Linked DNA regions of Homo sapiens: regions 1, 2, 4 and 5 are each linked to region 3. The links are chromatin contacts, found by Hi-C or POLR2A ChIA-PET in ENCODE. All regions are on one chromosome and are shown on one strand. The core of a region is the stretch at or near the end of the contact, and the rest is flanking DNA. Distances in the headings are between cores, read along the strand shown. Region 1 holds the start of MCOLN2 (mucolipin TRP cation channel 2). Region 2 has its middle 50 kb from the start of LINC01773. Region 3 holds the start of ODF2L (outer dense fiber of sperm tails 2 like). Region 4 overlaps LPAR3 (lysophosphatidic acid receptor 3). Region 5 holds the start of SSX2IP (SSX family member 2 interacting protein).

What was found. Hi-C counts contacts between places; a loop is a spot of excess contacts on that map. ChIA-PET counts read pairs that join two places held with the same protein, here RNA polymerase II (POLR2A). Pooled maps may share reads with other maps.
Region 1: a loop to region 3 is called in a pooled map, with 3 times the contacts of the local background. The contact joins the promoter of MCOLN2 here to the promoter of ODF2L in region 3. A Hi-C loop is called at or near these places in 2 of 37 single-sample maps with no recorded cell type and 5 of 50 pooled maps.
Region 2: a loop to region 3 is called in a map of ascending aorta, with 4 times the contacts of the local background. The contact joins the enhancer-like site here to the promoter of ODF2L in region 3. A Hi-C loop is called at or near these places in 2 of 168 maps with a recorded cell type or tissue (ascending aorta and naive thymus-derived CD4-positive, alpha-beta T cell) and 10 of 50 pooled maps.
Region 4: a map of CD4-positive, alpha-beta memory T cell shows a loop between it and region 3 (14-fold over the local background). The contact joins the enhancer-like site here to the promoter of ODF2L in region 3. A Hi-C loop is called at or near these places in 2 of 168 maps with a recorded cell type or tissue (CD4-positive, alpha-beta memory T cell and naive thymus-derived CD4-positive, alpha-beta T cell) and 7 of 50 pooled maps.
Region 5: a loop to region 3 is called in a map of CD8-positive, alpha-beta T cell, with 8 times the contacts of the local background. The contact joins the promoter of SSX2IP here to the promoter of ODF2L in region 3. A Hi-C loop is called at or near these places in 3 of 168 maps with a recorded cell type or tissue (CD4-positive, alpha-beta memory T cell, CD8-positive, alpha-beta T cell and naive thymus-derived CD4-positive, alpha-beta T cell) and 12 of 50 pooled maps. POLR2A ChIA-PET finds 5 or more read pairs at or near these places in 1 of 52 experiments (Panc1).

Annotation. Positions count from the first base shown.
Region 1 is chr1:84,995,842-84,998,541 of GRCh38, forward strand. It overlaps MCOLN2 (mucolipin TRP cation channel 2), which reads right to left and starts at 1,272. Exons shown (of 14, transcript NM_153259.4): 1 at 955-1,272. The coding sequence starts at 1,031. RefSeq lists silencers at 615-664, 1,275-1,564 and an enhancer at 2,135-2,700.
Region 2 is chr1:87,954,902-87,957,613 of GRCh38, forward strand. No RefSeq gene overlaps it. Among named protein-coding and RNA genes, the nearest start is that of LINC01773, 50 kb to the left of the region's middle. Within about 2 kb of position 1,275, at least 2 of the 41 ENCODE cell types and tissues checked have a DNase peak (open chromatin) inside an H3K27ac peak, as active enhancers do.
Region 3 is chr1:86,395,024-86,397,723 of GRCh38, forward strand. ODF2L (outer dense fiber of sperm tails 2 like) reads right to left here and starts at 1,300. Exons shown (of 17, transcript NM_001366781.1): 1 at 1,010-1,300. RefSeq lists an enhancer at 1,225-1,274.
Region 4 is chr1:84,853,073-84,855,772 of GRCh38, forward strand. All of the region lies in intron 2 of LPAR3 (lysophosphatidic acid receptor 3), which reads right to left. Among named protein-coding and RNA genes, the nearest start is that of LPAR3, 39 kb to the right of the region's middle. RefSeq lists an enhancer at 1,351-1,600. Within about 2 kb of position 1,444, at least 6 of the 41 ENCODE cell types and tissues checked have a DNase peak (open chromatin) inside an H3K27ac peak, as active enhancers do.
Region 5 is chr1:84,689,080-84,691,779 of GRCh38, forward strand. SSX2IP (SSX family member 2 interacting protein) reads right to left here and starts at 1,382. Exons shown (of 14, transcript NM_001166293.2): 1 at 1,292-1,382. RefSeq lists a silencer at 834-1,593.

The sequences.
Region 1 (2,700 bases), core at 22-2,521, 1.4 Mb before region 3:
GAAAAGAATGTGGCTACCTCAAACACTTTATTAGGATTCACTCATTTTTTATTACAGGAGGTTAAATAAAATTGGTATTATGATGGCCTCTGTATGGAAAATGTGTCGTTTTTAGAGTTCCGGCCACAGAAACTGACCTATGAACGGTTTTCTAAAGGAGAAGGGTGTGCCTGTGGAAAGTTCACGGCAACGGGAGTTTGACTCCTCTTAAGGTATGAAGAGGAAGACAGGCTAAAGTCTCAAGAAACTTCTGACTCAATAGGGGAAAGCTATCAAATTTCCCAAAAGTTGTGCGATTTTGGTTAGCACATCACAAAGGTGATGAGCAGCTCCTGAGAGTGAAACCCACATCCCATTTCTGGGGAGAACTACGTAGTTGGTTCCCTCTACATAAAATATCAGAGTCTACATCCTGACACCCATAAGAAACCTCTCCCACCTTTCTCTTACTAACCTTTTCTTCCATTCTCAGTTTACAATGACACACAATTTTGTTTCCCACAAGTACCGTTCAACCAGAGACACACACACTTACACATACGTATATATTTCATATATATATATATATATATATATATATATATATATATGTTTGGAGAGCAGGAAACGGGGGAGCCAAGGTCTGTTTGTACTCACAACTTTGGCTCAACTGTGCTGGGGTGGCTGGAGGTTTGACCACGGAGGAGGGGCCCGCTGGCAGCGCCAACCGGCTGAACTGTGCGCCTTTTCATAAAGGCCGAGGAACTGGGGTTAGCCACACTACAACCCTCCCACCTGAGGGAAAGGCCTGTTTGTTCTGGAAGGCACAGCCTAGCCTTATTTAACTAACTGCAAGCAGTTAATATAAGCATTCCCAAGGCAGCAAGCAAGCTCTAGTCTACGAAAGTAAAGCCATCGACTTTAGGAAGATTTCTCCAGTCCAGCATCCTGAAAGATGAAGCCCAGACTCCTCACCTGACGGTTAACCTGAAAACACCTGATCCTCTCTCCGGAATCCTTGCCTGGGGAAAACGATAAGGCTGCCGGGCCATGCCTCCTCCTTCAAAACTTTCCAGGGCTCTCGGGATTCGGAACAGGAAACACCGTTCACGGCCGACTCATTTCGCCCTCGCCGTAACGCGTCCGCCGAAGTTGGAGCCCTGCAAAGCGGGGTTCCCTTCTCTTACCCTTTCTGCCGGCCGCGTGGTGCGCGCAGACCCCGGCCCGAGAGCAGGCGCCGCAGTCGTGGAGTGCGGCGGGCAGTTCTCGGGCGGCTGAAAGGCGGCTCTGTGTGCACCCTGCAGGATGCGGCGCGTGGCCAGGCGCTCCCGCCCCGCCCCCAAGGGGCTGCCCCGCCCCGCCCCGCCCCGCCGCCTCCTACCGGGGACCGGAGCTTCCCCAGTTGGGGTCCTAGGGGACTTATTCCACGCTTCAGCGGACCAGCCTCCCCGCGCTCCCGGAGAAGGGGGTCGGCGACGCGGAGGCGGGGTGGGGGCCGTAGGGGATGGAACCGAGGCGCGCGCGAGAAGAGCCGAGGAAGTAAGCAGTCCCAAAAGGGGGCGGCGGTGGGGCCCCCAGGGAGGCGTGGGGCACGCCAAGGGCGCCGTGGGGCACTGACCTGTGGTGCGGCCCCCAGGACAGGCCCGAGGCGCGGTTGCACACCGGCAGGTCCAGCACCTCCATGCCTCGAGGCATGGCGCGGCCAGGGAGCGGCAGGAGGACACCTAGCGTGGGACGGCTACACCTGTCTGGGCGCAGGCCCGCCGCCCTTGCACTCTCCACCCAAGTGCCCAACGCTGCGGTACGGCCCGCTTTGGCTCGGGGTGTCTGCCGGAGAAGCGCCTTACAGAGGGACCCGGGCGGTGGGCCCTGCGGCAAAGTGGCCCACGCACCCTCCACACCGCTCCCGGGCGGCCGCACCTGGCACTCCCGGCCCTCTGGGGTTCCTGCCTTTTTCGGGGGGGTGGTGGTGAGACCGGGTCTCACTCTGTCGCCTGACCTGCGATCACTGCTGACTGCAGTCTTGAACTCCTGGACCCAAGCGATTCTCCTGCCTCCGCCTCCCAAAGTGCTAGGATTACAGGTGTAAGCCGCTGCGCCTGGCCCCTTCTTTTCTTCACTCTCTCATGCATTCATTTCTTGTTTCCACATGCATTAATTTGTCCGTTGCTTTGGTCATTCCTGTTTTGATGCTTAGGGAAACACTCACTGAGAGCCAAGCCGACCGTTGGGTACTGTGGTCTCTGGGATGACAAAGACATGGTCCTTTCCCTTGAGGACTTCACATTAAACTGACAAGTTCATTCATTCTGGCTTTTCTCTAAAGTGCACGATCATGAAAGTCTGTGACAAGGGCCATATTTCTGAGATGTTAGAAAGTGCGACCGGCGCGCAAGGAATAGGAAAAGCGAGTTGCCCTGCGCCCGCGTCGGGATGAAAGGCAGGGAGCCGGGAGGGAGCGTCAGCGTGGCCCGGCGGGCGCGGAGGGAGGGCGCACGGCCCCAGGGCTGGACTCGTAACCCCAGCGCCCTGCTGCAGCCGCCGTTGCTTTTCCCTCTTGGTGCACGAAAGGAAGACGCCTGTGGGAAATCGAACAGACAATCGGTCGCCGTTCGTGAATCTTAGAGATGAGAGTCGTCAGTACATGACCAAAAGCCGTGTTCGGCTCCTAGTGATGTTAGCTTGGTAGTTTGGACGTGGCCGACAGCCTCCTAGAGCTCG
Region 2 (2,712 bases), core at 25-2,524, 1.6 Mb after region 3:
ATCATAGTCTTCATTTCAACAAGGTCCCTAAGTGATCTGCACACAGATTCAGGTTTGGGAAGTCCTGCTGTAGCTCACACGTTCTCTCTCTCTCTCTCTTTCTCTCTCTCTCCTTTCTTGCTTTGGCTTCTTTATTCACCATAGAGAATAGTGTTGAGTATTTCTGATGAGGAAATATCCTTGCAAAAAAGGCTCTGGGTCTTTATTTCTCTTCAGATTCCAATTTCCTTAATTTTTTTTTTTTTTTTTTTTTAGCTGCCAAACATAGTTTGAGTTTCTAATACCTGTCTCAACTTACAAGCACCCACTTCAAGTCTGCTGATAGATGTACACTGGGCCTCTTATGTAGCGTCTAAAAATATTCTTTCTAGGGCCGGTGCAAATGCCTTGATGGGGCCAGCTTTGGCCTATTGATGAGACAGGGTCGACGTTTGATAGAGGATCTTTGGTACATCACAGCGGTGAGACCAAATTTAGAGAATGATTATCATTTACTAAAAGTTCAGAAAGGGAATAAAATCTTCCATCAGAACCTACTTATTAAGGTTACCTTAACAATAAACCATAAAATGAATGGAATGTTGGCCTTGTGGACCGGTTCCTAAAAAAGACAATGCAAATATTTTAAACTAAAATGTAAGGAGATGGGACAGGGCTTTGGAAAAGTGGGAGTGGGGTAGAGTGATTTAGTAAAGAGAATAAATCTCAACAGGAATTTTGTTTCTATAACATTAGCATAATTCTGTGACATTAGTACTTCTTCCTCACTCCCTCACCCATCTCATTTCAAAAAGGGAAATATTTAAACATGAGTTTTAAAAGATTCATTTTGAGATGGAAATAATACAAGAATAACTATTGCTGTCTTCACTTTTTCTCTCTTATTTTCTTTCCGGAGACACGATGTCCCATTTATGATGCTTTTATGTCTATAAACGATTTGGGGAAAGCACTGAAACCAAATCTGTAAACGTGCAAGCCTTCTGCATTGGTGGGGAGGGGATAGGGTGAGGGGGAGACACAAATTGCAAAGAGCAGAATAATCAGATACAGAGGGACTTTGATCTTCTGGAGACCTAAGCTAATAGATGTTAAGTGCAGTTCAGTGGAAGTAATAACCCATGAAGAAAACAAAATCTGCAAAATGACAAAATGCTGCAGTCCACTGATCAAGGAAGACATTGGAAAATTACTATGAAAGCATCCTTAGCCCAGCAGATCCAAGGTGAAAAAAGGGCTGCGTCTGCCAACCAGCAGCCAGACATTCCAGGCAGACTTAGCCGTCTCCCATTTTGTGGCCAGATTAACACTCTGTGTAACCTGAATGCCTTCTCACTGAAAAGGCATGAACTGGCACCACTGCAGCCCTGGGCTTCATCTCTCCCAGTGACGCCATAGTGAATCACTGTGAGGCTAGCTACAGACTCGGTGGGGGCATTCCAGGGGCCGTTATTACCGTTAATCAATTAGGAAGAGTTAAGAATTTCTGAATATATGCCAAATGCAGTGCTGGTCATTTTTTTGACATCAGTAGGACATACTTGAGATAAATTTGACATCTGTCAATAAATTAGTATTTCACCAAGCAAACTACTTAGAAAAAAATTGGAAATTTACGGACATTGAAATGCACTTTAGAAATCCAGAAACTTTATAAAGGAGAACTCCTTAATACTAGTCTATTTAAGTTATATTTTATTATGAGTATTTATTTATTGAGCAATGACTACATCACATATGTTGTATACAAGATAGGGCAGAATTAATTTAACTGTATAGAACAAACTAAATTTGTATTATCCAAAGAAAATCTACAACTTGAAGTAATTACTTTTGTTGGAGACAGATTCTTTATTGTGAAAATAATTAAACAAACAAACAAACACCATCAGAGAATGTGAGTTAACAGTCAGGAAACTGGGAGAAATGGAGAATGCATTTTAAAAGTCCCACCTTCCCACATTTCATGTAATGGCTAATTAAACATATGGAATACATTATCTGAACCACAAATTAATGTGTTTGGATAGGGTAGGAGCAAACAAATGAAAATGAAGGAAAGCTATGCAATTGGAATCCAGGCATGATGTGGACAAGCTCTGCTGGGCACCAGCATTTGGTTCATGTTTGAAAAAATTACATTAGAACACTTAAAAGCAACATCTTGCTTAGAGGATTCTCCTTTTCAAGAGAAAAATTGAAGTTGGCAAAGCTCGGATAACAATATATACTAGTATTATTGATGGCCAAAAATAAGAGGAAAGGAAATTACACCACTGATTTATTCCAATACATTTAAACTTTCTGGACAGTTTCCACATGTTAAAAAGGACATTGGTGAGCATCTACAGGTATCTTATTAAGCATTGTGCTGCCTCTCAATATAGTTATTTACAGAAAGACTGGCCTTTAAAAATATATTTTGCCTATGGGGAAAATTGAGACTGGACCTACATGATGCCAATGGTACTTATAGAAAATTAAAACTCCTCAATTGTTGGAAAAGATATTTTATATCATACATGTATGTATTTTCGAAACAAGTTGCTTCCTTGTCTTAGAGTCTTGTGGGTACAGGCTTGGCTCCCACTGTAGACTAACCAGGTGATGAAAATGAGAACTCCCAACTCTGAGTTACCCGTCCATTACTCAGCCTGCTAGGCCACGCTGCCTCTCCCCAGCAACTCTCCCTATCTATTATATACATATATA
Region 3 (2,700 bases), core at 50-2,549:
TAGTAGAGACGGGGTTTCACCGTGTTGGCCAGGATGGTCTCGATCTCCTAACCTCGTGATCCGCCCGCCTCGGCCTCCCAAAGTGCTGGGATTACAGGCGTGAGCCACCGCGCCCGGCCCGGTTTGTTTCTTTAACCTTAACTCAGTTGCACTTAAAACTCCAAGAACCTCATTCATTCAAAAACACTTGAAACCGTACTATGCGTTGCGTGATGAGGAAACTGTCTTCGAAATAGATTTTATCCCCAACAGCAGCCCCAGTATGGTTATTCTCAGTAAACAACAAGCACCACCACTCACTAACCACCTACATTCGGTGCCACCTTAATGGCCCTGCGTTTACTTAATCTCGTATTACAACCACCCCAAAGTGATGATTACTGTTACAGTTATCAGTAAGGAATCCAGGAAGGTTCAGTGACCTAGACAAGGCCACACAGCGGGTTCAGTGGCAGAGCTGGGACTGAACACAAGTCGGCCTTTAGCACTCTCCACGACCCTAGGTCAATCCCGCACTACAGGGGTCGCCTATAGGGGCTGGAACCTAGAGGAATCCTGGAGAAGGAATTATTTCCTGAGGATTCCTGTAATATACCTCACTTACGAAGCCCCCAGGGCTTCCTACAATCTGATATATCACATGATGGGCGATTAAAAACCAGCCCAATGATTAAGAGGTCACTATTTCTGAAAGAAATGCAACCATATCCAGGAACGGCCCGGTCAGGACTTCGTTCTGCACAAGCCCACCTCACGCTAACATTTGCCCTGATGTCCCGGGGACCACACCCTTCCTAAGAGTGAGTCTCGCCGCCCTTTTCCCAGGCCAGGTAGTCAGCCTGAGGGAGGTGGAGGGTTTGCGCGGAGGGGGCTGGGTGGGCGCGAGGGCCTTTTACTTCCGGGACCCACCACTGCCCTCACCTCCAGACCGCTAAGGGCTCCCGCGGTAAACGCCCAGCAGCAGCTAGGCTCCCCACAAAGTCGCCCCCAACCCAAAAGGCGTACTTACGCCCCCGCCGCTGCGTCCGCACGTCGTCGTGACGACAGCCCGCCGTCGCCGCGATATAAAAAAAGGGTCAGAGGCGCCACGGCTGCTGCAATGGAAACCGTGGCAATCCTTCTTGTGCTCTGAGTCGGCTAGGAGGGAGCGGGACGCAGGGGGCACTACAGTGGGTAGACTAGGAAGGAAGGCAAGGGACGCGAGGTGGGAACCAGGCGAATTCCTAGACCTGCTTGCCGCAGAAGAGTGCCCGCTCAAGTGGAACAAAAGCGCAGCTAGTAACCGGCTAGTGGCTTCTCTGGCAACGGCGGCCCCACCCCTCCCGTCAGGCCCGCAGCAGGCTGCCGATTGGTCCGGGTTAGGGACGGCGGGCAGCGCCTATAGCTATTGGAGAGGGTGAGGAACGGGGCAGGGAGGGCAGCTTCGTGTCTATCCTTGTTTCTCGGGTAAACATTTTTTTTTAAGCGTTTGTTTATGGACAAGGACAGCATTTGTGTACGTTACCGAAAATCATAACCGAGCCCAACTAGAAAAAAAGGAAATAAAGCCAATTCCGAGTTTTCTGGCGCTTGGCCTGGTTGTGCCCTGCTTTTGCTTTTTAAAGAGAAGATTTGAAAACGTGAAGGCAACTGCGACCGGAAGAAACCTCCTTTTAAATGTATAGTAGTATTTTTAGCTGAGATGCCTCCCTGGGCCTCAGGTTTTTTCCTGTTAAATGAGGAAGCCTGAGGATGTTCTGCAAGGTGCCTTCAGGGTCTCAAAGTCTTTCGTATCTGTGCCACAGCCAGCTGGTCTGGTTTATAAAGTCCTGAAGAAGCAAAGCAAGATTTTAATTGGAAAAATATCTTCATTCAATGCCTCTACTTAATATTCATGTTAAGAATCGTACACCAACCTATGAAGTTCACAAGTAGAGTAACTGTCAACTAAGCCATAACCGTGGCATGCTGCTACCTAAATAATTGGTTTCACTAAAGCACTCCAGCAATGTTTTTCCACCAGTACTGTAATTGTCCCTTTCATAATTTAAAGCGGGAGACAGAATTAGTAAATTTTTTAGTAAAGGGCCAGTGATATGGTTAGGCTCTGAGTCCCCGACCACATCCCATCTTGAATTGTAATCCCCATAATCCCCACGTGTCAAGAGAGAAACCAGGTGAAGGTAATTGAATCATGGGGGCAGTTCCATAATCCCCACGTGTCAAGAGAGAGACCAGATGAAGGTAATGGAATCATGGGGGCCGTTTACCCCCATGCTAGTGAGTTCTCAAGCTATCTGATGGTTTTGTAAGGGGCTCTTTCCCCTCCACTGGGCACTTCTCCTTAACGAAGAAGGTGTCCTGCTTCCCCTTCACCTTCCGTCATGATTGTAAGTTTCCTGAGGCCTCCCCAGCGACGCTGAACTGTGAGTCAATTAAACCCCTTTCCTTTATAAATTACCCAGTCTCAGGCAATTCTTTATAGCAGTATGAAAATGTGCTCATACAGCCAGATAATATTTTATTAATAGGTTTTGCAGGTCATATGGTCTCTGTGATACTATTTAACTCTGCCATTGTCTTACCAAGAAAAGCCATAGATGATACATAAACATAAACATATGAGCTCACTAAAGTACGTTTGTGTGCAGGATGCAACACTACAGTGTTGGGTAGAAATTGTGATTTCTATCTTCATGGCAACAAATGGGGACTAGAATG
Region 4 (2,700 bases), core at 194-2,693, 1.5 Mb before region 3:
TAGGGAGACCCCATCTCTAAATAAGAAAAGAAAAGAAAAAAAAAAAAAAACCAAGAACAAAAGTCTGGTAGTGAAGGGAGGGAGAGACAGAGCAGTAGTTAGAAGGGGAGTTAAGGTCAGGGCTTACATTTTTGAACGATCAAGCTCATAGGAAAGCAAGAATAAGGACAAGAGTAGGCTCGTGGATCCCCCAGCTCCTGGCTGGAAGGAATGAGCCCTAGTGAAAAGCTAGGATGGTAAGGATGTGACCTGTGCAGGTGGACTCAGATATGAAGGAAGGGAAATTAAGGGAGTTCATGCCAGATGAAGAAAGCAAAGATTGGGAGGTCAGCTGGGGAATGAGACAGGGCAAAGCTCAAAGACCTTGGGGAAAGTGGCAAGGCTTGATTAAGTGTTGCTCTTGCCTGACCCTGCCTCTGAATTTTAGTTCCCATGATGGATCCCTCTTCCTGCTTCTTCTCTCTCTGCCTCCTGCCAGATTTCCATAAGCTCACGCCCCACTGGCCTGCTTCTCTTCTCCTCCCCTGCAGCCCCGATGGGCCTTCTAGCTGCTGCTGACAAATGTGCCTTCCTACAACATCTACCATGATGGACCAGCTCTGCCTCTCTCTGGCATCTGAGCTACCTCCCATCCCCAGATCCTGGGGACTCTCCTATTGTCTCCTAAGTGATCTCTCCCTCTCCAACCCACCTCTCATCTTTCTAAAACCCTGCTTTGCATTTTGCAACTCCCACCTTCTCAACACTCAAGATCCTACATGGGCTCTTTCTTGCCAGATGAGGCAGTTCAGCTGTGGGCTGAAGACTGGCCACAGGCCTATTTAATTGGGCCTGCATGGTCTTTTAACAAAAAATGAAACTGATTGTCTTTACACAGGGCATGATCTGTCTAGTTAGCCACAGGCACCACCCCTCCCTATTTCCTTATATCCACTCCAGACCCAATTCATATACCCATGTTATCTGCCTAGTCTCTCTTAGATATCTGACAATGAAGTCCACAGGACCCTAGGATCCAAGGCCTTCCAGTCTCTGGCTCCCTTATGTCTCTCAAACCAGATTGTCATTACTATTCAAACTCCTTATTCCAGAAATCAGTCTGCCCAGTCTCCCCTTTCTACCCACGGCCCTGGCATGGCCTCCCTAGACATATGTATACCTGTCTCCCACCCTGCCTTTCCTCCTATCTGCAATGCCTTCCCCTTTCCTCTCCACCTGTTACACTGAAATCAGGCTTATATTCTACCTTCTCAAAGAGGCCTCCATGGACCATCCAAGCCCACAGCATTTTTTCAGCCTAGGCCCCCTCATTCAGCCCTTATGTATATTTCTTTGTGCCTTCAGTTATCTTTTTTGAGTACATTTCTCATTTCCTCAAATAAGCCTGGAAATAGGGTTCTCTATTAGTCACACACAGGAAAAGCCACACAGAACAGGTCTGCCTCCATGTCATCTATCTCTCATGTGACACAACCGTTGACTCATAAATCTTGGTCATTTCCTGACAACCATAAACCACTAGAGCAAGCACAGATTCACAGTGCCTTCAGGGTAGAGGCCATGTCTCATAGTTAGTACACTGCCTAAAACCTAGCAAGGTAGTCAATAAATGTTTATGATGAGAAAATATAAAATGCAGAAAAAAACATAAAGAATAAAATAGGTTCACCACTGAGCAGTAAATTCTCTGACTTGATGAAAACAACGCCTGTTGTGATTCACTGTCACTCAGGCATCCAAGGACAGGTATATTTTGCCAAGGCAAGAAGTTGGGACCCACTAGAAGAAGCAGGAACTAGAAGGTCCAGAGCTGCAGCCACAATGCTGCAGTAATTTACAAAGTGAACTTGGTCAAATCTCTCAACAGTATTGATTCTTTGAGGTAATGGGATCTTTCCGCCACATACTCTGCAGAGTTAACAACAATCTGGTGGTGAGGGAGAGCAGGTGGCTGGGCTGGAGGGACAACTGTCAGTGCAGGAGGGAAGATGACTCCTGCCAATAACTCTTGGTTCCCTTACCCCTTATCCCAGCTTCTGTGTTGATCCCTAGGTCCACGACAGGGCATAATTCCAGCAAACACCCTTTACTCCCAGTTCCCACCCAACATGTTTGCCATAGATACACAATGAACATAGTAGTCCCCAGCTGAAATTTTCGAAGTACAATGTTAACATGGAATTTGATAAAATTCTACCATTGGCCAGCACACACCATACTATTCCAGATGTTGAATTAGCCCAGTGATATGACGCCTGAGTCACAGACGATGACCACATTTCTCCTTTGGCAGAAATCAAAGCCCTAAGAGAGGGTGTTCCTGAGTTCTGGAACATGAAACCTTCCAGGAGGCTGGGTGTTGGCAGGAGGGTTGGATGTAGTTGGGTACTGGAACCTCTCCCTATACCTTCTTTTCAAAGAGGTCAAATTTGAGAAATGTTTCTCCACCTTGCACTCAGAAAATATTCAATAATTGTTTGTTTCAGCTTAAGAGGAAGGTTTCAGTTTTCTAAAAAGAAGAAAAGCCAGAAGTTCTGAAGAAGGGGGCATGAGAGGGGAATAAAAGAAGCTGAGTGCATTTGGTGTAATGGAACTGAAGGGGTCTGGACCAGAGGAAATGGAAGAAGTAAGAGGGCAGGGCAGTGGTTACATTGGAAACAAGAACACTGATTTGGGAAAAGCACTTCTAAACTGACTGCC
Region 5 (2,700 bases), core at 132-2,631, 1.7 Mb before region 3:
GCCTGTAGGTTGATAGTTTTAGGATAAGAGATCTGATGGATCAAGTTTTGCCGACTGGATCCAAATTCATAAATCTACCTCTAACTTCTAAATTTCAAAATAGCTTGACGTGAACTTTAAAGGCATTTCTTTCCTCTCCAAATTTCTAATTCTTTACAAATTTTATTCACTCTCCTAAATGAGTCAACTCATACCAACCTTTCTAGTTCAGGATCAAACTGTAGGATCACCAGAATTTTCTTCTACCCCACAGTAAGCCAAACCCCCATGAACCATGAAAAGGTCCATGACATCCATCACCCACAGCTAACTCTACACCTTGACTCTAATCTGAATTGTTAGAAAGCCCAGGAAGTTCAAGAAGCCTCCACCCTTACACTTCTAAATCACCTTCTTTTCTAATCCTCAACCTATTACAGCGTCCAGAAAAGAGAAATCTCAATTCTCTCAGATTCAAGAACTTTATCAGCGTTGCTAGTAATCGCAGTTTGGCATTTACAACTATGGGTCCTGAAACTGGGTAATAATCTAAAAATTCCTACATTATACGTGCAGACAGCAAATTAGTATATTCTATGTCCTGGGCCCAAGCGATATGCCTAACTGGGCAATCAGCATAGGCTCAAAAAATGTGCAGGGAGCTCACAATTCAGTTTACTGTCGTTGACTATAAAATTCTAAACCAAAGTATTTTCATGATAAAATTATAAACCAAAGTATTTTCACACATGCCTGCCTCTTGGATGATGTAAATTCTTCCCCTAGACTTTTTACTAGACCACTATCGGGGTTCTCTTCCACTGCAGCGGCCACCCAATAACTCGTTTTAAAGACTGCCTCTTGCGGCTGCACTAGCAAATCGCCAAACCCCGCATGCCCCACGGCCGCTGCTGAGACTCTGCAGCCCCAAATCGGCCATCCCCTCCTCCCCCACGTCCCCGCGCTGCTCGTCCCCCAACGCCGGGCGCCAACCTTGCTCCATCCCAGAGAGGGTTTGGGGCTCCCCGGGTCAGAGCGCTCCGCAGGCGCAGCTCCGCGAACGCCAGCGAGAGCGGTCCCGGGGCCAGCACCTACCTCCCACCTCCTCCTCCAGGAGCGGCCCGGGTCGACGCTCGCCCGCACCCTGCAACGGCCCCAACAGCCGCGCGGAGCCTCCCGCCGAACAACGGGGCGCTGAGCCAGGTGCCGGCTCTCACCTCCGCGCGCGCCCGCCCCTTGCCGGCGCCCACCCCCGCCCGCCCCTCCCTGGCGGGGCGCGTCACAATCCCCGACGCGAGGCGCTGCTGCTCACCGTCACGGCCCCCGGGAGCGGCGGGGAGTCACCGCTCGGCGTCCTAGCCCGGCTCCCGCAGCCCGAGGGCCAGCAGCGCCTCGCAGCGCCTCCCGCCCGCGGCCCCTCCTCCGCTGCGGGCTCCCGCCTTCCCCGCCCCTTGCAGCCGCCTCCCGGCCTCCGCAGGTTTCCGAGGTTCCCACCCCGCCCCCGCGCGCCGGCGCCGCAGGCCCCGCCGCCTCCCATTGGCTCCGCCAGTTGCTAGGCGATGAACAACCGTGGCCTGCATTGGTCGGGTGGGGGCCTCGGTAGTCTCCTCCTTACCTCCAAAAAAACCCGGAGAAAAAGAAGACCTTATCCCTGCGGTCCGCGCGCGCTGCGGGCGCAGCTGCGGCTGCGGCACCTGTTACGCCCAGTGATTCACCCGGCCGTTTTCTGCTCCCCGCCCCCTTCTGACGCCTGCAGCGTCCGGGGCCGGGGCTCTGTGGGGGCCGGGACTCTGCAGGGACCGGGGTCGTGGCTACTTTAGAGCACGTTTTCCGAGCCCCACTGAACCCCAACACCCAGCCTAGCAGCAAAAGTGAAGCTTCCAGGAGAGCCACGTGCGTTTGCCAAAGTGGAGAAATAAACTGCGGGCACCTAGAATTAGGTCAGGTCCAAGGAACGGGAGGTTCAAGCGTCGGGAGTCGTGGATGCAAACAATCCAGCCGGGAGAAAGTTATATGTAAAATTAGGGCGAAGAAATGGATCTGGGCAGAAGACCGCGGGCAAAGGAAAGACTAAGAAATAGCATTCGTGAACTCAGTTTATGCAAAAATGTCTTACACCCACTCGACAAAGTATGTGCGATGAAAATGTATGCCTGCTGCACCCGTGGCCAGGGTCAGGCTGTCTCCTCCCTGGTTTCATGGCAGCCTAAAATTCACTGGGGAAGAAAAGAAAAGAGGCCAGAGAAAGGAGATCAGATGGAGAAATCACAGGCATATAGGTTACACAAAGATGTTCTTTGATTTTTGTTTTGTTTAGTTTTGGTGAAGCCAAGGGATTTATTCAAAAGGCGAAAAACAGGTTTGGTGTTTTAAGGAGACTCCTGAGAGCACTTTGAAACCAAAACAGTATGAGTGAAGATGCTAACACTGAAAAACAAGAGCGGGAGGAATGTCCACCTCCCAGTTTGCATGCACGTATCCCCAATCCTGGATGAAAGATCAGGGCCAGAAGAAGCACGCCACGGTGACAACTTCAGGGCCCAACGAAATCCTCCTCTTTTCCTTTGGCCAAGCAATCAGAGGCCCGTCTAGCTGCTGTTGAGCCCAGGTGGCGTTACCATTAACAGTTACATTTTTAAAAGGTTTGAACCAAGCTTAGTTGAGCTCTGGGAAGTTTAGCTCTGACCTCAGCAACCCCGGGAAAGGAATAAGATCTGCCTG